Linked DNA regions of Homo sapiens: region 1 is linked to region 2. Evidence: read pairs that join two places in POLR2A ChIA-PET (ENCODE). Cell type or tissue: A673. All regions are shown on one strand. Links, peaks and the distances in the headings refer to the core of each region. The heading gives the core; the rest is flanking DNA. Region 1 overlaps GPD1L (glycerol-3-phosphate dehydrogenase 1 like). Region 2 has its middle 32 kb from the start of CMTM8.

What was found. Peaks named below come from ENCODE experiments on the same cell type or tissue, not always from the same donor. Only the 100,000 strongest peaks of a DNase experiment are listed, where the experiment ranks them.
Region 1: POLR2A ChIA-PET joins it to region 2 with 5 read pairs; 2 of 35 experiments call an interaction of 5 or more read pairs at or near these places.

The regions. Positions count from the first base shown.
Region 1 is chr3:32,152,851-32,160,850 of GRCh38, forward strand. GPD1L (glycerol-3-phosphate dehydrogenase 1 like) reads left to right here. Exons shown (of 8, transcript NM_015141.4): 6 at 6,026-6,259; 7 at 6,718-6,824. Among named protein-coding and RNA genes, the nearest start is that of GPD1L, 50 kb to the left of the region's middle. In A673, for the core only: CTCF peaks have their summits at 1,503 and 3,628; a DNase peak (open chromatin) is centred at 3,651; H3K27ac peaks cover 451 bases.
Region 2 is chr3:32,198,214-32,214,951 of GRCh38, forward strand. No RefSeq gene overlaps it. Among named protein-coding and RNA genes, the nearest start is that of CMTM8, 32 kb to the right of the region's middle. In A673, for the core only: no CTCF peak of the experiment used is centred there; no DNase peak of the experiment used is centred there.

The DNA of each region.
Region 1 (8,000 bases), core at 1-8,000, 50 kb before region 2:
AAAAAAAAGACAGACAAAGAGCACGTGGCAGCTATCTTTCAAGGAAGGTTCTGGAAAATCAACCTTGTCACTTGGCTTCATCTCAGTGGGTACACTAGGTGTGACCATAACTAGCTACAAGGCAGGCTGGAAAATCATTTTGGGGATCTTTTTTCTGGATAGCCATATACTTGCATTAAAATAAGAGATTCTATTATTGTAGAAGGAAAGAATAGATTGGGGATAAAGCAGCAGCCCGTGGTACAGGCTGGTGGTGTTCCTTTGTGGGGCTGTTCTGCAGTTCTAATTGCTGGGCATGTAGGTTTGCTCCAGGGCTTTGGCTGTGGTAAACCATGCCGGGATGCCCAGCTTTGGGTCTCATCTGTAGTCAGGGCCACTGCTCGCCCAAAAGCACCTTTATGTGAGTGAGAGCAAGGCCTACATAATCTGACATGCTAGCCACTAGACATATGTACTATTTATATTTACATTCAAATTAATTAAAATTCTTAAAAACTAAAAATTCCATTTCGGAGTCACAGTAACTACATTTTGAAGACTCAGTGGCTGACTAATGGCTACTGTATTCGATAGAGCAAATATAAAACATTTCTATCATTGCAGAAACTTCTATTGGACAACGCTCTTCCAGCTAAGGCAGCTTCATATTGGTGCGACCGACTAGGTGGGCCAAGTGTGGGCCTGCCTCAGCCTTCCTTGACATCTCAGCCAGGCTGCCTTAGACAGGGGCCAGCAGCAAACAATATGTGGCACCTTGCCTTTAGTAATCCCAAACCCTGCAGACAGTCTCCTCTTGGCAGCTAGCCTCAGGAGGAGTCGGATGGATTGTTGGACTGAGAGAAAACAGTGAGTACTGACTTGGGTTTTGGGGAGGCAGTTCTTGCTGGGTGGTGAGAATGTTTATGTAACCTGCAGGTAGCATGGGCTGGTTCTCCTGTTCTTTATTCTTTTTGTGGGAAGGTGGAAGTGGGAGAGGAATTGAGCCCCATCCAACCCACCCCTATTCAGAACTGGAAAGAGTACACTCAAGAGTGGATGATTGCCTCTGAGTATTCCGTCACTCAGGAGATGGGGAAGAGCTACATACGTCTGTTTTCTGAAAATTATGGTATTTTTAGCTCCAAAAGAGTTTAAAGCAGATTTAAATGCACAGTGGATAATGATAACTTTCACATCTGAGCGATCTCGGAGGACATCTGCTCGGATGCTGTTCAAACACGCTCTGACTGGCTCAGTATCTTTATTTTTCTTTTGACAATGGTAAGTGGTGGAGGGAGAGAATGAGGATTTCAAGATCTGTCATAAGGCGACTAAACTGGGTTGCAGCCCAGGGTCCTCTTAGAAGAGAGGAGTTTACCCTGCACTAGGTCTCCTGATCTCCCCTGGTGGGAAGGTTAAATGTCTAGTAAAAGCTTCTAGTAGAAGCTTTGGGGTGGTCTAGACTCCCATGCCCTGCAGTGAAGGGGCCACAGAGGAGCTGTGAGGGAGCACCCAGGCACCCTCATGTGGCTTTTCTGAGTACAGCAACATAGAAACACTGCTTTGGAGCTCAGGGCCTGTCCATACAGTCCTGCTTGGATGGTTCTGGTTGCAGAGAGCTCCTGCTAAATCTTTCCTGTTGGGTGAGGTCAGCTCTTCCTGTTAGAAAGTTCTCATCTGGACTCTGCGGTGGCCTCTCTGTGCCTTTCACTCACTGACCCTAGAGCAGCACGGTGTGGCGTGATCTTCTCGGGCAAGGTCCTTACTCTGTGTGCTTCAGTTTCCTATCATGTTCCCATGATAATAGGACCTGCCCTGTGACAATGTTGTGAGGTTTAAATGAGGTAATAATATATGAAGCTCTTAGAACAGTTCAGTAAGGTTTGCTGTTGCTATTTTTTATTACCTTTTCTTCTCCTAAGCTACTTTTTTTTTTTTGAGACAGGCTCACTCTGTCACCCAGGCTGGAGTGCAGTGGCATGATCTCGGCTCACTGCAACCTCCGCCTCCCCAGCTCAAGTGATCCTTCCACCTCAGCCTCCCAAGTAGGTGGGACGAAAGGTGCATGCCACCATGCCCAGCTAATTTTTTGTATTTTTGGTAGAAACAGGGTTTCACTATGTTGCCCAGGCTGGTCTCAAACTCCTGAGCTCAAGCAATCCACCCACCCCAGCCTCCCAAAGTGCTAGGATTATGCCCAACCTAAGCTACCGTTTTTACCTCCCAAGCCTTGGTGTAGGCCAGGGAGGCACTCTCCTTTGACAACCAATTGCAAAGGGTCAGGCAGGTCTTTTTGACCGAGGTTGGAGGAAGGGCAGATTTCCCACACTGGAGCAGCAAGGCACAGGGGACAGAGCGGGCTGCAAAGCCAGGCACCAGGGGCACATCCAGACTCCATCTTTTACCAGTGAGGTGTTCTCAGTGGGCCACTAAACCTCTCTGAGCCTCAGTTGTGCCAGTTGGGAAATAGGAGGATAGGTACATACTTCTGAGTCATGGGAATGATGATGAGGCAGTGTGTAACTAGCCTGGGCTGGCTGAAGGCACGTAATAAATAAGTGCCTCCCCTCCTCTGTTGACAGGAGCCCCTTGTTGAACAGAAGTCCATGTTCTCTCCCATTCAGCCCATAGACATTTCCTGGGGTTGGTTTTTCATATAACAGTTTCAGAATGGTTCATGTTGTGATGGAGGGGGAAATAGGGACACAGTCCAGGGGGCATCAGAGAGCAATTTCAGGAATCTGACCAGTTGGCCAACAGCCTAAGCCTCGCCACATTGCATGGCAACTTCAATAAAACCACTTGGCCAGCTCACCCAAGGGCTGGCCTCTGGGCTTCGGCAGTCAGACCCGCTGCATGTCCCCAGGTGTCAATCTGTTGCCCCAGTACTGGTTGCAGCCCCAGTGCAGGCTACAATTGCACCAACTTTCCTGAAAGAATGTCAATACTAGAAGGGCCTTGAAAAGTCTTGTCCAAGCCCTGAATTTTACATCTGAGGTGAAGATGGCCGGAGAGGTGGAGTGGTTGGCCTAGGTCACACTGTGACAATGTAGAGGCTCTCTGGATGTCAGTGCCGTGTACCGCTTCCGTCTCCTTGTAGCCTCCTTAGTCTGGCTGCTATGCTGGGAAGGGCGTCCAGACCTAGGTGGGCCCAGCCCCAGGTGTTCTTATGGTCCCTGCTCTTAGCCTCTGCATAGCACTCATCCTAAAAGGTCTGGCTGTCCCATCCTGACTCGGCAACTCACCCCTTCTAGAAGCAGAGCTGCAGAACTAGATCGCACCCGACCCCCCAGCATCTCTCCAGGCTCCTTTCACACGGCTTCTGCCTTGCCTCTTCCATGATGCTGCCTGTTGCTGAGAGTGTGTAAGCCGGGAATTACACACTGATGAGAACTGATGAAACCTATAGTTCGCATAGCCTGTGTGGTAGGAAGAGGCTGAGAAGCTTTCGCAGGTTCAGGCAAGTTGGTACCTTACGAAGACATATGCACTTGGTCAGGCTGTCAGTTCCTAGGACCAATTCCTCATCAGCTCTGCCTGCATCATTTTTAGAGAATTTTTCCACTTTTTCCTTTCTATGTTGACTGCAATGAGAGGCATAAGCAGCAACCGCAGTAAGCTCTCACATTATTGCTCAGGAAGAGAAGACACTAGGGGGCCTTCCTATCCCCATCCTTTATTCTCTAGCCCTCTTCATTCCACATCACCCCGTGGGAGAGGGCAAGAGAGGGCTCTGTTCTGTGGGTCTGTGGGGAGTAGACAGAAACTTCAGGAGGCCCAATTGGATGTTTTTTTTCATGTGAAGTATCTTTGCGCCTCGGTCTTCTGGTAAGCAATAGCTGTATCTAAATGACCAAGTCTGTTTGTCATGGTGAGCCCGGCCACATCAATGATATGTTTGATGTGTTTTATCAAAAACTGCCTGTGTACTAGAGAAGACATTTTTATTCCCCAGCTCATTCTGTTTTTCATCTCATCCCTCACATTTTATAGGCCTGATGTTTTAAGAAAAGTTATTCTTTCACTATAAAACTTGGTTTTATTAAAATACACTTATTTTAACTCATTTCCCAAACTAAGTTCATGTTTTAAAATCTCCCACGGCTCTCTGTACAGTCACAGGTATTACTGGAATTGCTAGTGTGGTTAGACAGTTGGATATTTGCTTTTTGGGGGGCATTGAGTGTTCTTGGTGAAGGAGCTGGAAAAGTGGAAGGGGCCAGGAACCTAGGGGCTCAACTGAAGTTCCAACTGAGTTGCCACCTGTGCAACTGTGCAGGTGTTACTTGTCATAGGTGGTAATCTGACTTTTACTTATTATTTGGGCCCAGCTCAGATGCCGCCTCCTCCATGTGGCCTTCCCTGCTGTGAACGGAAGCTTGTGGCTCCTGCCACTTGTCAGCACACTCTCTCCCCTCTGCCTTTTTTTTTTTTGAGACAGAGTCTCGCTCTCGCCCAGGCTGGAGTGCAGTGGTGCGATCTCGGCTTACTGCAAGCTCCACCTCCCAGGTTCACTCCATCCCCTCTGCCTTTTGATGTGCTTTGTTGTGTCTCTTTTCTCAGCCAGATTGTCAGCTCCTTGAGGACAAGCTCTATGTCTTAACTCTCATCTTTGCAGCTCTCCCCTGGGGGCATCTTCAGCCCCTGCATTCCCCCTGCCACCCGCTAGCCCCTGCAATCACTGTGTCCCTCCAGGGCTGAGTGGGGTGCTCCCCACACAGTACATGCTCAGTGCATACCTGTTGAAACGGAATTTCAGATTCTCAGTACCTTTTATGGAATATCACTTTCTGCTGAGCATTAACAGTTATTTGTACACGTTTTATTTTTCCTGTAAGGTCAGGGCTGGTAAACGTTTTCCATCAGGGCCAGACAGAAGAGGCCTTGTGGACCATATGGTCTCTGTTGCAATTACTCAAATCTGCAACCATAGACGATGTGTAAATGAATGGGTATGGCTGGGTTCCCGTAAAACATTATTTACAAAACAGGCAGTTGGCCTAGATTGCCAGCCCCCTTAGCAGATTTTCAGCTTCTGAAAAGGCAGGCTCTGTGTCTCATTTGCCTTGTGTCTAGCAGAGGCCATGCAGAGAGTGAGTGCTCCATAAATACTCATTTGGGGATTATTAAATGAAGCAAAAGGCTGGAATTTGAGCTGCACACATACAGGCCTCATGACCCAGTGTTTCAATTCCTAGGTCATACCCAACAGGATTGCCTGCACGTAGTCACCGGAGGGCATGTGCCAGGGTGTCCATGGCAGCACTGTTTGTCATGGCCCCAAACTGGAATCTACCCCAGTGCCAGTTGACAGGAGATAATTAAATCAATTGCAGCATATTCACAAAATGGAATACTATGCAGCAATTAAAATAAATGTGCTCTATGTAAAAATATGGATGAATCTCACAAACACGATGTTGAATTAAGATGAAGCTACACATAAAATATTACATATTGTATGACTCCATTCACAAAAAGTTGAAAGGCAGGTAAAACACATCTATGCTGTGAGAAGTGAGGAGAGTGGTTACCTTTGGTGGTGGAGGTGGGCTGGAAGGGGTTCTCGGGAGCTTCCTGAAGCACTGGCTGTGCTTTTCTCCTTGATCAGTGTGCTGGCTATGGGGGTATGCTCAGTTTGTGAAAATTCTTCAATCCGTGCACTTAGGATTTGTGTACTTTTCTGTATGAATGTTATGGTTGCATAAAGCATTCCATTTAAAACAAAACAAAAAGTAAAGTAGTTTGTCCAAACATTATTTAACCAAAGACTACTATCAGCCGTTCTGATTTTCTGTCCAATGCTCTTCAACTGCTGACCCCAAATATGGGCTCTTTGTCCTAGAAAGGGGAATATGGAAGCCCTGTCTCTCCTTTCGTCATCTCTTTCACCCAGGTGTACAAGAGCAGAGCCCGGCATTGAGTATTTTGAAGATGGAGCCAATGTCCCTGGTCTGCCCCTGCCTCGGCATCCCCCACCACCTCTGGCATCCATACCCGTGGTGGGTGCTGTAACGGCATCTGGGCTTTGTCATCTCCTTTGCAGAACATCGTAGCTGTGGGAGCTGGGTTCTGCGACGGCCTCCGCTGTGGAGACAACACCAAAGCGGCCGTCATCCGCCTGGGACTCATGGAAATGATTGCTTTTGCCAGGATCTTCTGCAAAGGCCAAGTGTCTACAGCCACCTTCCTAGAGAGCTGCGGGGTGGCCGACCTGATCACCACCTGTTACGGAGGGCGGAACCGCAGGGTGGCCGAGGCCTTCGCCAGAACTGGGAAGGTAGCCCCTCACCTGCTCTCCCGCACCCCCTCCTTCCTCACTTGAGACTCCTGGCTTGGGGTGAACTGCAGCCCAGTGGAGATTTCATGCCAGCATCTATTTGCTGGGATTGTTCCGTTTGCCTGGCTGCTTTTTCACTTGACTCTTCTGTTCTTTATCTTTGTGTCTTTATCTTTCCTTGGCTTCCAGCAGGGGACTGAAGCTCTTCTCTCACTCTGCTCTTGAAATAATTGATGCTAGGCCGGGCGTGGTGGCTCATGCCTGTAATCCCACCACTTTGGGAGGCCAAGGTGGGAGGATTGCTTTAGGCCGCAAGTTCGAGGCCAGCCTGCACAGCATAGCAAGACCCATTCTCTAAAAAAAAAAAAAAAGAAAAAAAACACTTAAAAATTAAACAAATAAATGATTCTTTAGTCTTTACCATAGTTTTTTTAAATATATAATCCTTTGTTTTTAAGACCATTGAAGAGTTGGAGAAGGAGATGCTGAATGGGCAAAAGCTCCAAGGACCGCAGACTTCTGCTGAAGTGTACCGCATCCTCAAACAGAAGGGACTACTGGACAAGTAAGTCTCTCAGTCGCCCATGAGACCAGATAAATGTCCATCATTCCTATTCTCAGGACTTCCAGCCCCACGGAGATGAGCTAGACTATTTGACAAGTGCCCTTAGAACTTATCTGGATTAGTTCAGTCCTTTGTGTGATGTGAACGTCTGTGATGAGAAGCATCTACCTACTCCCAAAACATGTGTTTACACAAAACCAGGCTCAACTTCAATGAAAGGAGCTCAATTCTATAAGTCATGTTATAAAATACAAAATTTAAGATTCTAGTTTGTCTCGCAGGGTGTTTGGTAAAAGCTACATATCATACGTTTTAAAATTTGTAAAAATTACTTTTTTGTTTTTATTAAAAAGTATGGTTATGTTATTAAAATGTCAAGTCAGAAAAGAAGGAAGGACGAGTTAGCCCAACATTATACCATTAGAAGGTAGCTCTGTTAAGTTTGGTGCACAGCCTTCCAGTCTCTTCATCGGGTGGGTAGATGGGGCTTAGGATGGGATGGGATGGGATGGAATGGGATGAAGGGATGGATGATGGGTGGGTGGGTTGGCAGGTGGGAAGGGATGGGATGAGATAGATGGATGGATGGATGATGGATGGGTGCATGGGTAGATGGGTGAGTGGATGGGTGGGATGGGTGAATGGATGGATGATGGGTGGGTGGGATGGGATGGGATGAGATGGATGGATGGATGGATGGATGGATGGATTATGGATGGGTGCATGGGTGGATGGGTGAGTGGATGGGTGGGATGGGTGAATGGATGGATGATGGGTGGGTGGGTGGGATGGGATGAGATAGATGGAGGGATGGATGATGGATGGGCGCATGGGTAGATGGGTGAGTGGATGGGTGGGATGGGTGAATGGATGGATGATGGGTGGGTGGGTGGGATGGGATGAGATAGACGGAGGGATGGATAATGGATGGGTGCATGGATAGATGGGTGAGTGGATGGGTGGGATGGGTGAATGGATGGATAGATGGGTGGGTGCATCCATCCTCCATTGCCCTTCCAGGCCAGTTGTGTGTTAAAGGTGGGCTTAAGTCAGTTTATTTGCCACCTGATTGAGAGAGTGAGCCCTGTAGCACCAGAAAAGCTTCCCAGCCTCTCCTGAGGCCACTCTCCAGCCCTACCTGCTCCACAGCACTTTCTCTTGCCGATTTACTGAGCA
Region 2 (16,738 bases), core at 4,326-12,325:
TCTATAAAGTAATACAAGTCCTCCCTTGGGATGGCAGGCTGGGAGCCCATTTATCCAAGCAGCCACATTCTTTGCCGCCCAGTGGAGGGGAGGGAAGAGAAGTCTTTACAAGCAATGCCTCCAAGACAGCATGTCTTAAGGTCAGGGTCTCTTGCCTATGGTGAACAGCTATTAATGTGTCTGCTCAGGATAGCACCCCTCCCCTCTTCTGGCTCTACTCCTTACCCTCATCCTTATCCTCTTGTTTAGAGCCATCTGCTTTCAGATCTCACACCCTAAGCCACAGGGATTGGCAGAGGTAGGGCCCCAACCCCAAATAAACCAATAATATTATCCAATCTCATACCACAGCAATTGGAACAAAGATGCAACCCAAACTGGGCCAAAGGCAAGAAGGGCATCCCTCTCGGATGGCAGAGCAGAAGCTGGGAACCTGAGAATTATTGATGCCCGTGTCTTCCATGCCTGGCAGAAGCTAACTCAAGAGAATGAACATAATATCTGTGTGGCAGATTGTGCTTCCAAAAAATGGCCACAGTAATATCTCCCATCACACATGTTTTCCAGAACCTGGCCACTCCCGAACAAGAGGTGGAGCCTGTGGCTGTCCCCATCCCTTGAAAACACTGGGTGGGCCTTTGTGACTGCCTCCATCAGTAGAGAAGAGCAGAAGTGATACTATCTGACTTCTGAGCCCAGACCACAGAAGCAACCCAGCTTCCTGGCTCTCTTTGGGGATGGCTTGCCCTTGGAGCCTGGCTCTGCTGCTATGAGAAGCCACATGGAGAGACCCACCTAGAGAGACCCCTCCAGCCTCAGCCCTGGCTGATCGTCTAGTTGACAGCACCAACTTGAAAGCCTGAGTGCGCCATCTTAGAGGCAGATTTTCCCCAGTTGAGGCCTGCAGCTGACACCACATGGAACAGAGACGAGCCTTTCCTTCCCCACCAAACCCTGTCCAAATTGCAGAGTCATGAGCATAATAATGTTGTGGGGCTGCAAACTTCAATATAGCACGATCTGCTCTCAAAGGATTACCTTTAAAGAACTGTGGGGTGGTGGATAAACAGGCAGCTGACTTGGCATGGGTGGCTCTTCCTAGCAGTGCTTTGCCTAGAGCTGTCCTGGGGAGAGACCTAGGTGTTAACTGGCTGCCTTATTTCGGGAAGCGGTATTGAGTAATGAGCAGGTATGTAGATTTGAGATCCAAAGGAAGCCAGGTTAAAATCTCAATGTCAATCACTTATTTTTTTACAGAGATTGTGCAATTTACTTCTCAGTTTCCCTGATTATTAAATAGAAATATCTTAAGCTGAATTTCTCGGAAAGAGACCCGGAGACTAGGATTCATGCAAAAGTGACATATCAGGAAATATTCCCAGGAGACAGGGAAGGGAAGAGGGCCAAGCTAAAGTGCTATGTCAAGCCAGATTCCATAGAGGAAAGTTTTGGTTTAGTTCCACAAGGGTTAAGGGCTACTGGGGGAAGGAGGTGTGTAAACTGCCAGGCATTTGCAACTAGGCAGCCCAAGAACCATTCTAGGACAAAGAAACCAGAGACTCAGGTGCTGGCTGGGAAGCCTGTGTGCAGAGAAATGGTAAAGGGATCCACAGGGATTAGGAATACGAACAGCACCAACCAGGGGATGACAGCACTGCTCACACCTCGTTATGTTGCTGTGCCTGGCTTCTGGTAACTGCTTAAGAAGCAGGAGGGAGTGAGGAAGAGGAATAGGAGGAGAAGAAGAGGAAGGGGAAGGAGAGAGGAAAACAAAGGGGGAAAGGGAAGAGGAGGAGTGGGAAGAAGCAGGAGGAGTTATCCTGGGGAGGGCTAATACCCCAGTGGGCAGTCACTCTGAAAGGGAAGAAACAGAACTGGCTACGCTCAGACTCACTTCTTTACACTTTGTGACCAACACACAATCCTAAGGTTAAACAACCTGGGATAAGTCAAGCATCCTCTCCTCTCCAGACCTAAGGAGAACATATCTTACACTATGGAGAAAGAATCTGGAAAGTGCCCGGGTCAGTATGGGTCACACAGAGGAGAAGAATTTGCTCACAGAGTTGCAGCACACTGGCAACCATTTTGGTAGAGCAGTGGATATCTGGTCTAACCAGTGGACAGCCTGATATTAGTGAAAAGAAGGATTGAAGGATGGGACAAAACTGTAACGCAGTTGGGATTTGCAAGAAAGTCTTTCCTACAGGGTGTGCTCCAGTAATTATTACTGTGTAACAAACCAGGCTAAACTTCGTAGCTTCAAACGACAACCATTGTATTACGCTCATGGATCCTACTTGTCCAGGAATTGGGAAGGACTTTGTATGGCTGGCTGGCCTCGGCTGCACAATGTCGGAGGCCTTGACTGGGAAGACCTGGAAGCTGGGAGTGACTCAATGGCTGGGAGCTGGAATCAACTGAACACTCACTCACTCACATGTATGGTGACTGATTCTGGCTGTTGGCTGGGACTGCAGCTGGGCCTTTTGGACATAAAACCTGCACGTGGCTGCTTAGGCTTCCTGAAAGCATGGTGGCTAGGTTCCAAGAACAATTGTCCCAAGAGAACCAAGCAGAAGCTGTTTTGTCTTTTATAATCTAACCTTGGAAGCCATGTAGTATCGCTTCCAACATAGTCGTATGCTCACGCAAATTTCAGAGGAAGAAAAACAGATCTGAATTCTCAATGGGAAGAGTTTCAATATCACATTGTAAGAAGAGAATGTGGGAAGATGTGGGAATTTTGAGAAAAAAAAATCTGCTATAGGCAACTTGTACATAACCCTGAAGGAAAAAGGGTTATCAGTCTGAGTAATTTGGAGAGAAGTTATTATACATTAGCATATGAAAGCTCTGGAGTGTCCAACAGTCAGTCTTATCACTTTGCTCAGCACAGCGTATCTCCATTTTTTTCTGCTTCATACTAGTACATAGAACACTCTAGAGGACACGTGCCTGGACTAAGTTCACCCCTTCAGGAAACCCTTAACCCAACTCGGAATTTGAGTATGTAAGATTAGGCAACTTCTGTTATTCTTTCCCCCCAAACAGTCCCTAATGAATTGGACAGAGCTGTATTCTTGGAAAAACACAATTTATTGCTTCTCAGCTCCGAATGCAACCTTCAGTATATGCTCTGGGATCAGCCTAGAATTCTTTTAAGCATTTCTTCTTGAAGTAGGGTGTGATGTTTATTAAACTTCTCTGTACAGGGCGCTGGAGGAAACTGCAGGAGGAAGAGACTCTCCTGTCATTTCCCGAGTGGAAATGGGTCCCGGGACATCCAGTAGAGCCTGCCCCAGCCCAGGACACAGTCCCTCTGGGACATTACAGCCTCAGCCTGGTGACAGCCTTTCCATGGCCCTCTTGTCATGGAAACCAAAGCTCCGGTGCAGCCTATGTGCCCTGAGGGGTTCCTGTCCCCATGCGGACTCCCACGCTCACCCAAGCCCAGCTCCCAGGCTGCACTCTGGAAGGTGGCCTTTTGCTTTCCAGCAGCTGTAGGCCAGCTTTGGCCCAGCAGAATTGGAAACCACTCTGCTGCCTGGTGGGCTGAACCACACCTTCTCCAGTGAGATGTGAACCTCTTCCAAATTTGTGCTTCCTTTAGTACTTTCCCTCAGCCTAGGGTACCATATAGCGTTTTCTTGTATCTTATTGTTACTCTTTTAGCATAGTTAAAGCTTCTTTATATAAAGCCTCCTCTACTTCACCTATGCTGTGGTTCTTTCTCCTGAAGGGACCCATACTGGGAAACGCATGATATTACAGTTCATTTATCCAAAGCAAAACATCAAGAAAGAGTAGTCAGGGTAATCATTTCTGCTTAAGAGCAAAAAAAAAAGTAATTGTAAATTTCAAATAATATGAGGCTTTCACATCAGCAATTTGTGTTAAGTGCTGAAGTGCCTCCCCCACACCCCCTGCTTTTGGTTTGTTTTTTGTTTTTTGTTTGACACAGGATCTCATTTGTTACCCAGGCTAGAGCGCAGTGGCACAATCATGGCTCACTGCAACCTTGACCTCCCACACCTCAGCCTCCTGAGTAGCTGGAACTACAGGTGTATGCCAACACGCCCAGCTAATTTTTTAATTTTTTGGAGAGATGAGGTCTCCCTATGTTGCCCAGGCTGCTCTCGAATTCCTGGGCTCAAGCAATCCTCCCACCTTGGCCTCCCAAAGTGCTGGGATTACAGGCATCAGCCACCGCGCCTGAACTTAAGTGCTTTTAATAGCAAATAGTTACTTTTAAAATGATCTGCTGTAGCCTGGAGTCATCCTTTAAGTCATTAGTCTGAAAATGGTTAAATCCAAATCACATAAGAAATAGAACAGATTAGTTGAGGATGTGTGTGTGTTTCATGTGGCCAAAATCAAAACAAAACAAAACCAACCTCCCTAAAAAACCTCAAATTGCTTGAACAAGAAATGGACTACATTGGCTTACATAACCACAATATCCAAAGGCAGTGCTGGCTTCAGAATCAATGTGATGCAAGACTCAAATGATGTCTCCATGGGTGACTTTTTTTTCTATGCTTTTAGATTTCTTCTCATACTATACCAGCTGCTCTCCCTCCAGCAGCATCAGGCTCTCGCCTGTGTGGCAGCAAAATACCCCAGAAAACACCTTCCTGTCTCACTAGTTCTGATTGGGATATATTCCCTTTGCTGAACCAGTCAAGTGGCCAAGATGGTGACTTAGGCCAGTCGGGGCTCAGCCTTAGAATCAATCCCGTCTAAATCACATGGCTGAGAATGAGGAAAGAGTGATTTCCCAAAGGAAATTCAAAGTAATGTCTTAAATTCAAAGTAATATCTTAATGGCAGAGTAGATGCTAAGCAGCTTTTTAAAATGACAAGTGTAGCTGGGCGTGGTGGCTCACTCCTATAATCCCAGCACTTTGGGAGGCCAAGGAGAGTGGATCACTTGAGGCCAGGAGTTCGAGACCAGCCTGGCCAAAACGGCAAAACCCCGTCTCTACTACAAATACAAAATTTTAGTACAGCATGATAGCACATGACTATAATCCCAGCTACTTCGGAGGCTGAGGTATGAGGATTGCTTAAACCCAGGAGATGGAGGTTGCAGTGAGCCCAGATTGTGCCACTGCACTCCAGCCTGGGCAACAGAGCAAGACTCTGTCTAGATAGATAGATAGACAGATAGATACACGGACAAGTGTCATCTGTAGGAAGGATTCTAAATATGAAAGTAACACAAAACAGAAAGATCATGCTCATTAGGGTGAAGAACTTGTGCCTTCTGCTTACCTTCCAGAACTTTGGAGAAATAGGTACATTTTAAGGGAGAAACAGTGGTACAATAATGAGTAATATGAGAAAAACACTTCAGAATGTCAGCCCCCCCAAATCCTAGGAATCTGACCTGTTATCATTTTTAAATACATGTGAAAAAGTTAGTCATTCATGAGGCCACTCCTAGCCCATTTGGTGCCTTTGTGCAAAAACGCAATCCTGATCCAAGACACTTTACTGACAACTACCAAAAAATAGGCATATTTATCCAGATCTACAATGTCTACCATATGAATGGTGCCCCCACAGACGGTGGCCCAACGGGTACAGCAGTATGCAGAACACCAGTGCATTCATTCCAATGGTGTAAAACACAAAGGCATGTGAATAGTATGTCTCCTTCCTTTCCCTGGTTTCACTGACCAGAGGCAGTGTTGCCAGATAATTTGAGCTTCCCAAGATGTTTCCTTATTCTACTTCATCTCTTGGGTTTAGAGAATACCAGGAGAAGAGAAAAAGGTATTAGAGATAGCTTCACAGCAGATAAACTGGCTTTCTTCCCAGCTGAAGGCAAGTGATGACTCATTTTTCTAACTGCATATCCATGGGTACATTGATAATGTGCTTCTGATGGTAACCCTAGAGCACAACTTCTTTTATCTACTTAAAATATTTATGACCTCTGATTACCATAGTGGTTGTTAATAGATATTAATATGCAAGACATCCTCCTAAACTGCAGTGTAAATACCATTCTTTCTTGATTCTGTACATGATAAAATTTCCATATGGAAATTACTACCTGCTCCCAGGATATTCAGAAATTCTTATCGCTACTGTTGCCACCAAATGTCCACTGGTTTTCAGAATTAAATTTCACGTCAATGACTATCTCACTCCTTTTAGACACTGCTGAAAAAATGACCTTTCCAAATGCCAATATAATCATGTCATCCTTGTGCATAAATATTTCAAAGTTTTCCTCCTCTTTTAAGGATAAATTCCATACCTCTTATCATGGTATGCAATGGCCTTCATCAAAGTATAATTTTGAAAACTGAAAAAATTAGACTTTCATACAAATACAGAACAAAAAGGTTAAAATTTATTGAATTCATTAATTAGTGAGGGAACCAATCAGAAAATAGAGCTGGACTGCTTGGGGAACTAGGATTTATATGGTCCTTTAAAAAATGATTAGAATAAGTTTGCTAGGTTAGACATAAAGCTGGCTAATATCCTGCAAGGCAATAAAATTGTAACCTTCGGGATTATTTTTCTACCAGACAGAAATTATTTACATCTCTGGTAGACCCAAATCTACTAATTTACATGGAACGTCACAAAGTCTGAGTCCTTAATTAATAGTGAGTATCAAAATCTGCTGGCACTGTGGCTTACACCTGTAATCCCAGCACTTTGGGAGGCCGAGGAGAGTGGATCACTTGAGGCCAGGAGTTTGAGACTAGCCTGGTCAACATGGCGAACCCCTGTCTCTACTAAAAATACAAAAATTAGCCAGGCGTGGTGGCACACGCCTGTAATTCCAGCTACTCAGGAGGCTGAGGCACGAGAATCACTTGAACACAGGAGGCAAAGGTTGCAGTGAGCCGAGATCACCCCACTGCACTCCAGCCTGGGTGACAAAGCAAGACTCTGTCTCAAAAAACAGAAAAGGCTGAGCATGGTGGCTCACGCCTATAATCCCAGCACTTTGGGAGGCTGAGGCAGGCAGATAGCCTGAGGTCAGGAGTTCGAGACCAGCCTGGCCAACATGGCAAAACCCCGTCTCTACTAAAAATACAAAAAAATTACCAGAGTGTGGTGAAACACACCTGTAATCCCAGCTATGTGGGAGGCTGAGGCAAGAGAATTGCTTGAACCCAGGAGGCAGAGGTTGCAGTGAGCCCACTGCCCTCCAACCTGGGCGACAGAACAGGACTCTGTCTCAAAAAAAAAAAAAAGTAGCAAAATCTCACAATGGTACATTTGCCTAGAGAAATAAATAGCCCTTGGGTGGGCCCTTTACTCAGAAATTCAGTATGATACTGCAGTCATATGCAGTCATCATCACTTGGTTTTATTTCTAATTTTTCCTAACAGTCTGCATAATCTGACCCTTATGCACTTTGCTAAACTCATTTCCTGCCACTTCTTGGTTTCTTCAGGAAAACACTTTGGGGTGTAATGCCCAGAACATGTAATTCTCACTCGTGCCTTTTTTCTTTTGCACAGGCTGTTCCTCCTTCCTAAACACCCTTCCTCTCTCTGCCACATTCCGGTCCTTTCTCCCCTTGGTTAACTTGTATAATATTTGGCTAACTCCTGAAGGGCACCTTTAAACTCAAGCAAGGGATCACCTAATTGGAGGCTTTTCTGATTATTCCTCTACCTCCTTCCATTCCTCTCCACTTCCTATCTCCCCCAGCCCCTGACTCCATCCAGCCTGGGTTAGAGTCCCTCCTCAGTATGCCTCATATGTTTCTGTGTTCCTTTACAATAACAATGATGACATTTACTGAGCTGTCCGCATGTTCTGGATACTGTGTTAAGTGCTTTACTTAGATGACTTCCTTTTTTTTTTTTTTGGTCTTTTTTTGACATTTTTCTTTCATATTTATTTTTTAAATGTTTTAAATTTTTTATCTTTAGAGACAGGCTGTCACTCTGTTTGTCCAGGCTGGAGTGCAGTGGCACAATCACAGCTCATTGCAACCTCGAACTCCTAGGCTCAAGCAATCCTCCTGCCTCAATCTCCCAAGTAGCTAGGAGTACAGGTTTATAGGCATGTGTCCCCATGCCTGGCTTTTTATTATTATTATTATTTTGTAGAGACAAGGGGCTGGGGGTGGGGTGAGGGTCTCACTGTATTGCTAAGGCTGGTCTTGAACTTCTAGCCTCAAATAATCCTCCCACATTGCCCCCCAAAGTGCTGGATTACAAGTGTCAGCCACCACACCCGGTCAAACGATTTCATTTAAGCCACAAAATAGACCCACGAAGCAGGTACTATTAATAATCTTTACTGGTGAGGAAATTGAAGCACAGAGAGCTTAAGGAACTGAGCCAAAGTCACACAGCTGATTGGCGGTGACATGATTTTAAACCTAGGCAGTCTGACTCCAGAGTCATGCACTCACTTATCATCCTGAACTAGAAATAGCAGCTACAGGCCAGACTATGAGATCTTAAGGGGAAGTTTCTCTTGTATATATCCCCAGAGTTTGGCATTGAGCAGGGGATTTGTTAATTACACGTAGACTGAAAACAAAGGCTATTGTTGTAGGTAAAATCTTATTATCTTCCCTGGTAGAGCACAACTCACTTCCTGAGGTGCCAACACTCAGAGGTCCTTTTCGTGTACAATGTCTTCTTGACCAAGTTCTTCCCAGGAGTGTACCGAAAACCTCAATGGAATTAAACTGTGCCCAGCTCACCTGGAAATGCAGTTATTCTATGGCTGAGGCAGAAGGCTCTGCAAAGTGTATGGCAGGACAGTAAAGTGTATCGCTTTATTACAAACTGGAGTCAAACATATTCTATCGAAAATATTTCTGAAGTTATACTAGATAGGCAATTCTATTTTTAGAAGCTACAAAAACAGACAAAATTGATCTATGTTGATAGAGATCGGGACAGTGGTGACCCAGGGGCAGGGGTAACCAGAAGGGGACAGAAGGGGGCTTCTGTGGTGCTAGAAATGTTTTGGTTCTTGACTTGGGTATTATCACACAGATATGTTTAATTTGTGAACACTCATCAAGGTGTACACTGTGAAATAGGCACTTTTTATATGTATATTATACTTCAAGTTTAATAAGTTAATTATACTGTGTAGATGAAGAACTGGGCCAAGTATATACACTTTTCATAAAATTTTCTTAAAAATACATGCAAAGGGTTTGCAAGGAGGTTATACCTGGGGTCACTAATTGCAATACCCTCAGGGCAGACACAGTGAAAGTGAGAGGTGGACCCCACCAGGTGGGAGAACGCCTGTCTGCAATGGGAGGCCACCGCTCAGCTTGCTTTACATTGAGACTCAAATTGTTGCCATGTTGGAATGTTGGCACAGCCGCTCAGCCCTTTCAAGTTATCAGTGAAAGCAAGAGAGCCCACAATTTGGAATCTCCAAATTTTTAAATGTTGGCAACCAACTTTTTAAAACATCTAAACACTGTACTGTCCAGATGAAATGCATCTGCGAGCCAAATCCTGCCTGTTGACCCTGGTTTATGACCTCTACAGTAAGCTGAGATAAAGCAGTACAAGGAGTTTGTCTTTAACTCTATTGTATTAGTCAGGGTTCTCTAGAGGGACCAGACTAATAGGATAGATGTATATATGAAGGGGAGTTTATTAGGAGAATTGACTCACAGGATCACAAAGTGAAGTCCCACAATAGGCTGTCTGCAAGCTGAGGAGCAAGAAAGCCAGTCGAGTCCCAAAACCTCAGAAGTAGGGAAGCTGACAATGCAGCTTTCAGTCTGTGGCCAAAGGCCCAAGAGCCCCTGGCAAACTACTGGTGTAAGTCCAAGAGTCCGAAAGCTGAAGAACTTGGAGTCAGATGTTCGAGGGTAGGAAGTATCCAGCACAGGAGAAAGTTGGAAGCTGGAAGACTCAGCAAGTCTGCCCTTTCCATTCCTGCTTTTAGGCTGGCGGCTGTTGAGAATGGTGCCCACCCAGACTGAGGGTGGGTCTGCCTCTCTCAGTCCACTGACTTACATGTTAATCTCCTTTGGCAACACCCTCGCAGACACACCCAGGAACAATACTTTGCATCCTTCAATCCAATCAAGTTGACAATATTAACGATCACAAGTCCACCCCTTGTCAACTTGAAGCCATACACATTTCCTGAAATCATACATAATTTCCAAATAAAGACAATAATAAGGTCATAATTACACCTAACATAATACAGCTATCCTTTGTACAACCAGAAGCTCACTAATCCTTAACCTAAATGTTTTTATATAAAGTTAACAACACTTAAATGCTGATATAAAGTCAAAAAATCTTATGTCACACGATAAAGGAAAAAGAAAGGAAATTTAAAATGAAGATATTTTCTTCGTACAAGTGTATACATGCACAAACATATTCTTAACAAAATAAGGGGAAGTATTCACAATTACGCTCCTTGTTTCTGCAACTGGTCACATGGTCGTAGCTGATACTGATGACTAACTTCTTCTACTACCCATTCTGTATTCCCTTTGTCTTCAGCAAGCACCTCAGCAGGTCATGTTTTTTTTTTAACCTGGTGGAATGACCCAAACCTTCATTCCTGTAGGTTCTGGGCCATTTGTAGTCCTGTCTGGATTGGGCTATTGTAGTTTCCCATTGACCTTAATCACAGGACATGGTAATACTAAGAGACACCCTGATGGATCTCTTGTATTCCACGCATACTCTTCCTTACCTCCATTGTGGAGTAGTAGACTGATTTTATCTTGGTAGTCCAGGTCAATCACCCCAGCCAACACTGTAACTCCCTTCTTAGCCTGTTGACTTAAAAGTAGGAGGAGCCCAAAGTGACCAGGTGACAATCTTAACTTCCAGTTTAATGGAATCGTTGTGTCTCTTGATAGCAGCATTCCTCCCTCTGGAACTAAGACCTCTAGACCAGCAGAACATAATGTCACGGGAATATCTATTTTGCAGTAAATATTGTCTAACTCTCAGAGCAGGCCTAATGGCTAAATGCTACCTGTTCACAATATCTCACAGGGAAGTCATTAGCGAGGACAATGACCCTCCCCTAAGATAATATGTGAGGCTATGTCTCTGATAGAATTCTCACTGAGAGCGGCGGTGGTGTAGTAGATGTGGTTGCTGCCCCACCAAGATCGCCTTACCTGGCTGGCAGAACCATTCCCTAGCTGCTGCTGACTTTTGGCTGCTAATGGGTCACAGCTCCCCACCTTCTACAGATAACTGCACTCAGAACCACCTTGTTCAGAGATGCATATTCCCAACATGAGAAGGTGTGGCACCCAACGCCATTGACAGACTGATAGAGGGGTATGTAATCCCAGCCTCTTACCCCAAAGTGGGAAAACTTCCTCTCCAGGGTTGCCCATGAGATCGGACTGAGGCTGGACTTGGGCTGAACCTACATCTCCACTTAGCTTCAATCCCTGGCCCTATCCTACATCCGTTAGTCCCTTACAGGTATTTCCTGAGATCACAACCTCAATAAATCACTTGCACAAAGGCATCCCCATCTCAGGCTCTGCTTCTAGGGAACCCAACCTAAAACAAATGTGGCTTAGGAGGAAGAATTATTGGAAGAACCTTGTCTGAGACTGAGCCTTTACTAGCCAAATGATTCTAGTTAAGTTATTTAACTTCTTTGGGCCCCATTCTTTTTATGGGTTCATTAAACCAGTGTATATTGGGCTAATCATGTGGCCTACTACAGGATGGTTAAGAAGATGCCATAAATATAAACGTGGAAGCCCAATGCAAGCTATAAAGCTCTAAAATATAAGAGCTGCTTTGTAGGTGCGCTCCTACGGTCCCATTACAGCACTCAATGCCACCCATTCTGAGGTTCATGTTCCTTTCTCTACTGTAAGCTCCTAAAGGTCAGGGAAGATTGTATTCTCTTCCACCCTATGAACGATTATATTTCTTCAAATCTAAAATTTCATCAACTGTAAGATATATCATTATTTTGTGTACAATTAATAGAGAGAAACCCTGTCAATTAAACTATGAGACAATGACTCCTTATCACTAAAAATTTTTGTTTTGTACTTCTTGAAAGAGCTCTTTTGAACTTATTTTTATTTTTTATTTTGATTTATTTATTTTGAGATGGAGTCTCATTCTATCGCCCAGGCTGGAGTGCAACGACGTGATCTTAGCTCACTGCAACCTCTGCCTCCCGGGTTCAAGCGATTCTCCTGCCTCATCCTCCTGAGTAGCTGGGATTACAGGTGCCCATCACCGAGCCCAGCTAATTTTCATATTTTTAGGAGAGATGGGGTTTCACCATCTTGGCCAGGCTGGTCTTGAACTCCTGACCTCGTGATCCACCCGCCTTGGCCACCCCAAGTGCTGGGATTACAGGCATGAGCCACCGTGCCCAGCCTGGACTTCTTTTTAAAAATTTTTTTCACCATCTTATTTTGAAAATTTTCAATCATACAAAAAAGTTGAAATTTTATACCCTATTATCCACCACCTTAAGGTTTCAAATTAATTTTGGATACGGTATGAGGTAGAGAGCAAATTATTTTTTCTCATTGGTATCCATTGTTCTGGCACCATCCATTGAAAGATTTTTATTTTCCTATTGGATTACTTTGGCCTTTTTAGTAGACTTATTTACACAAATTTTTATCATATCTTCCTCTTGTGTATATGTAAAAGGAAAATATGTTTATTAATACATATATAATGTATAGATTGTATATGAATCATATTGTCCTCTAAGACATCACAAGTATCATATATATTCAGGATCTCTTAAAAAAGTGCTCCATTCTTGTTTCCAGGTTTTTCCCAATGCTTTGACACCCATTTTGTGAGTCTTAATGATTTTTCTGGGTCAATAGATGGGTTTTAGACAATAACCAGGACTCACATTCCTTCTTTAAATGCTTTTTAAATGATTTGTTGACTGATATAATTTGAGTGTGTCTTCCCAAAAAATATGTGTTGAAAACGTAATCCCCAATGCAACAGTATTGGGAGGTGAGGCCTAATGTGAAGTGCTTAGGTCATGAGGACTCTGCTCTCAAGAATGGATTAAAGCCAATTCTAAAAGGGCTTGAGGCTATGAGTTCTATCCACTCTCTCCTTCTCACCTTCTATTTGCCCTTCCACCATGAGATGATGCAGCAAGAAGGCCCTCGCTAGATGCTGGCCCCTTGATTTTGAACTTCCCAGCTTCCAGAACCAAGAAATGATAAACTTTTTATTTTTCATTTTATTTAGTTTTTGAAATGGAGTCTCCCTCTGTTGCCCAGGCTGGAGTGTAGGGGCATGATCTCAGCTCACTGCAGCCTCCTCCTCCCAGGTTGAAGTGATTCTCCTGCCTCAGCTTCCTGAGTAGCTGGGATTACAGGTGCCCGCCACCACGCTGAGCTAATTTTTATATTTTTAGTAGAGACGGGGTTTTGCCATGTTGTCCAGGCTGGTCTCGATTTCCTAACCTCAAGTGATCCACCTGCCTTGGCCTCCCAAAGTGCTGAGATTACAGGGATGGGCCACCATGCTGGGCCTAAACTTCTGTTCATTATAAATTACCCAGTCTTATGTATTCTGTTATAGCATACAAAATGGACTAAGTCTGACCAAAACATTAAAGGAATTATAACTAAATTCACAAACGTGTAGGCAGTGACAACTACTATCTGGACGACAGTGCTTTAAATTTTTTTTTTTTTTTTTTTTTTGAGATGGAGTCTCACTCTGTGCCCCAGGCTGGAGTGCAGTGGTGTGGTCTCGGCTCATTGCAACTTCTGCCTCCCAGGTTCAAGTGATTCTCCTGCCTCAGCCTCCGGAGTAGTTGGGATTATAGGCGTGTGCCACCATGCCCAGTTACATTTTTGTATTTTTAGTAGAGACGGGATTTCACCATTTTGGCCAGGCTGGTCTCAAACTCCTGACCTTGGGATCCACCCGCCTCGGCCTCCCAAAGTGCTGGGATTACAGGTGTAAGCCACCACGCCTGGCCCAATAGTGTTTTTAAGACACCATTAGCTACCTCTCTACTTTTGAGATGTCAAACTGTTGGGGGAAAAAGTCTAATCTAGCATTGTATACCCAGTGCCCAGGACTGTGCTGCCCACCGGGTGACCTTCAGTAAGTATTTCTTAATTAAATAAATTATTTTTTTATCTTACAGATTCTTTTGACTTGCTATTGTGCTCTGCTTCATAGTTCTAGCTTATGAAATACACTGTCATTATGTTTGCCAAGCCCCAAACCACCTGCTTAATAATGATGAAACTGCATTTTGGGAATACTCTTATTACTGTGTTATTTGCATTCTTTGATTTTGCTAAATGCAACCTCAAGAGTGAAGGGAATGAGGTATCAAATGAAGGTGCCAAAATAAAACACACAGCTTTTGAGGAACTAATGTGGGTGAGGCCTTGAAGGCAAGTTTTTAAGTTCCAACTAAAATATACTGATGCCATCGTTCTTATGATTGTTACAGATGCTGCTGATTGCTGTTTGGAGCAATGCTCCAAAGTATATATGATGTACTATGAAGTACCTAGTACTTTAAGAAAAATTTATTTTCAGTCTCATTACCACTAAGTATAAATGTGTTTGGGCCATCAATACCATTTTTTACTCTAAATTCAGTTTATTCAAACTAGGAAGGTGTAGAATTTAAAACAATATTGTCCGTCAAAGCCCATTACATGTTATGTTGTTGACATCTACCCAGGCCTGTGACCTGATATCTTGTTACTTTCACTAATTAAAGTTGTTAATAGGTCCTTCTACTATATAGAAACCTTGTAGAAAAATTTTATGTGGGTATAAAGAATTCAAAGTGTCTCTTGTCATATTTACAGCAGGATTTTCCCAAAATGATGACTTGATGTTTCAAAAAGAAGTGAGAAAAAAAAAAAAAAACTTTCCTGGCTTGGATAGTATACTATGGTTATACCAGATGTAACCATCGGGGGAAGCTGGCTTCAGGGTTCCAAGCACCTCTTTGTACTGTGTTTGCAATTTCTTTTCTTTAAAATTAAAAATAAAGAAAGGCTCTTTTGGATCATTGGATTTTAGGATTATAACTGGTAACTGATTTATACTCCATTAACAAGTAAAGTGACACTGACCTCCAGAAAAAGTATCTTTGCATTGATGTATGCATGTGTTTGTGTGTGTGTGTGTGTGTGTGTGTCTGTGTGTGTGTGTGTACAAAGCATACTAACTTAAAAAAAATTTTTTTTTTGAGACAGGGTCTCTCTCTATCACCCCAGCTAGAGTCACTGCAGCCTCGACCTTCCAGGCTCAAGCGATCCTCCCACCTCAGCCTCCCAAGTAGTTGGGATTACAGGTACATGCCACCACATCCAGCTTATTTTATTTTTATTTTTGATAGAGATAGAGTTTCGCCATATTGCCCAGGGCTGCCCTCGAACTCCTAGGCTCAAGCCATCCGCCTATCTTCGCCTCCCAAAGTGCTGGGATTACAGGCATAAGCCACCATGCCTGGATTGTTTTGGGTTTTTTTCTTGTTTTGTTTTGTTTTTTTTTAGACAGTGTCTCACTTCGTCACCCAAGCTGGAGTGCAGTGGTCCAATCATGGCTCACTGTAGTCTCCTGGGCTCAGGTGATGCTCCTACCTCAGCCTCCCAAGTAGCTAGGATTACAGGCACACATTGCCATGCCCAGCTAATTTTTTATTTTTTGTAGAAATGGGATTTCACTATGTTGCCCAGGCTGGTCTCAAACTCCTGGCCTCAAGCCTCCTTGGCCTCCCAAAGTGGTGGGAATACAGGCATGAGCCACCACGCCTGGCCAAAAACCTTTTTTAATCTTGCTTAAATTAAAACATAAAATTATTGCCTGGGCACAGTGGCTCACGCCTGTAATCCCAGCACTTTGGGAGGCCGAGGTGGGTGGATCACCTGAGGTCACGAGTTCAAGACCAGCCTGGCCAACATGGTGAAACCCCGTCTCTACCAAAAATACAAAAATTAGCTGGGCGTGGTGGCAGGTGCCTGTAATCCCAGCTACTCGGGAGGCTGAGACAGGATAATCACTTGAATCCGGGAGGTGGAGTTTTTGGTAAGCTGAGATCACATCACTGCACTCCAGCCTGGCGAGTGAGCAAGACTCCATCTCAATAAATAAATAAATAAATAAATAAATAAATAAATAAATAAATAAAATTATTGTTACTTCTGGAGAGAAGAACAGAAAAGAAGCAATTTTCATTTCTTGGATTTCTTTATTGTTAGACAATGAGTTCTTACTGCTTTCACAATTTGGTGGTAAAAAGTGCTCACGGTAGACATTTCCTTAAACAGCTGTAAGACTCAAATTATCCAGTGACAGTTTTCCTAAATATCCTTTGTTATCAGAGGGAAATCTTATTCCCTTTTCATTGGTTCTGATATTTATGTTTTGGGAATAATTTCAGCAGAGGAATAAATTTATGAATCAAAACTACTATTTCTTCTACTCTACTAAATAAAAGTGAACTACATGATATTAAAACTGAATCTTAACATGCATTTCCCTAAGGATTCTAGACCTTTTCAGAAAGGATTAGTTATTATAATTCTATAAACTATCATTTTTATGTTTTCAAGATTAAAACATATTATTCTACAGCCACACGCAAGTCAGGCACTATAAATAGTTTTCTTTTTAGCATGTGATATCACTATAAATACTGAAAGATCTTAATACTTGTTGACTGCAAGGGAGATTTCATTTTCCGAACTTTGGTTTTGGAGTAGCAGATCCTGTTCCATAAGAAAATTTTGAA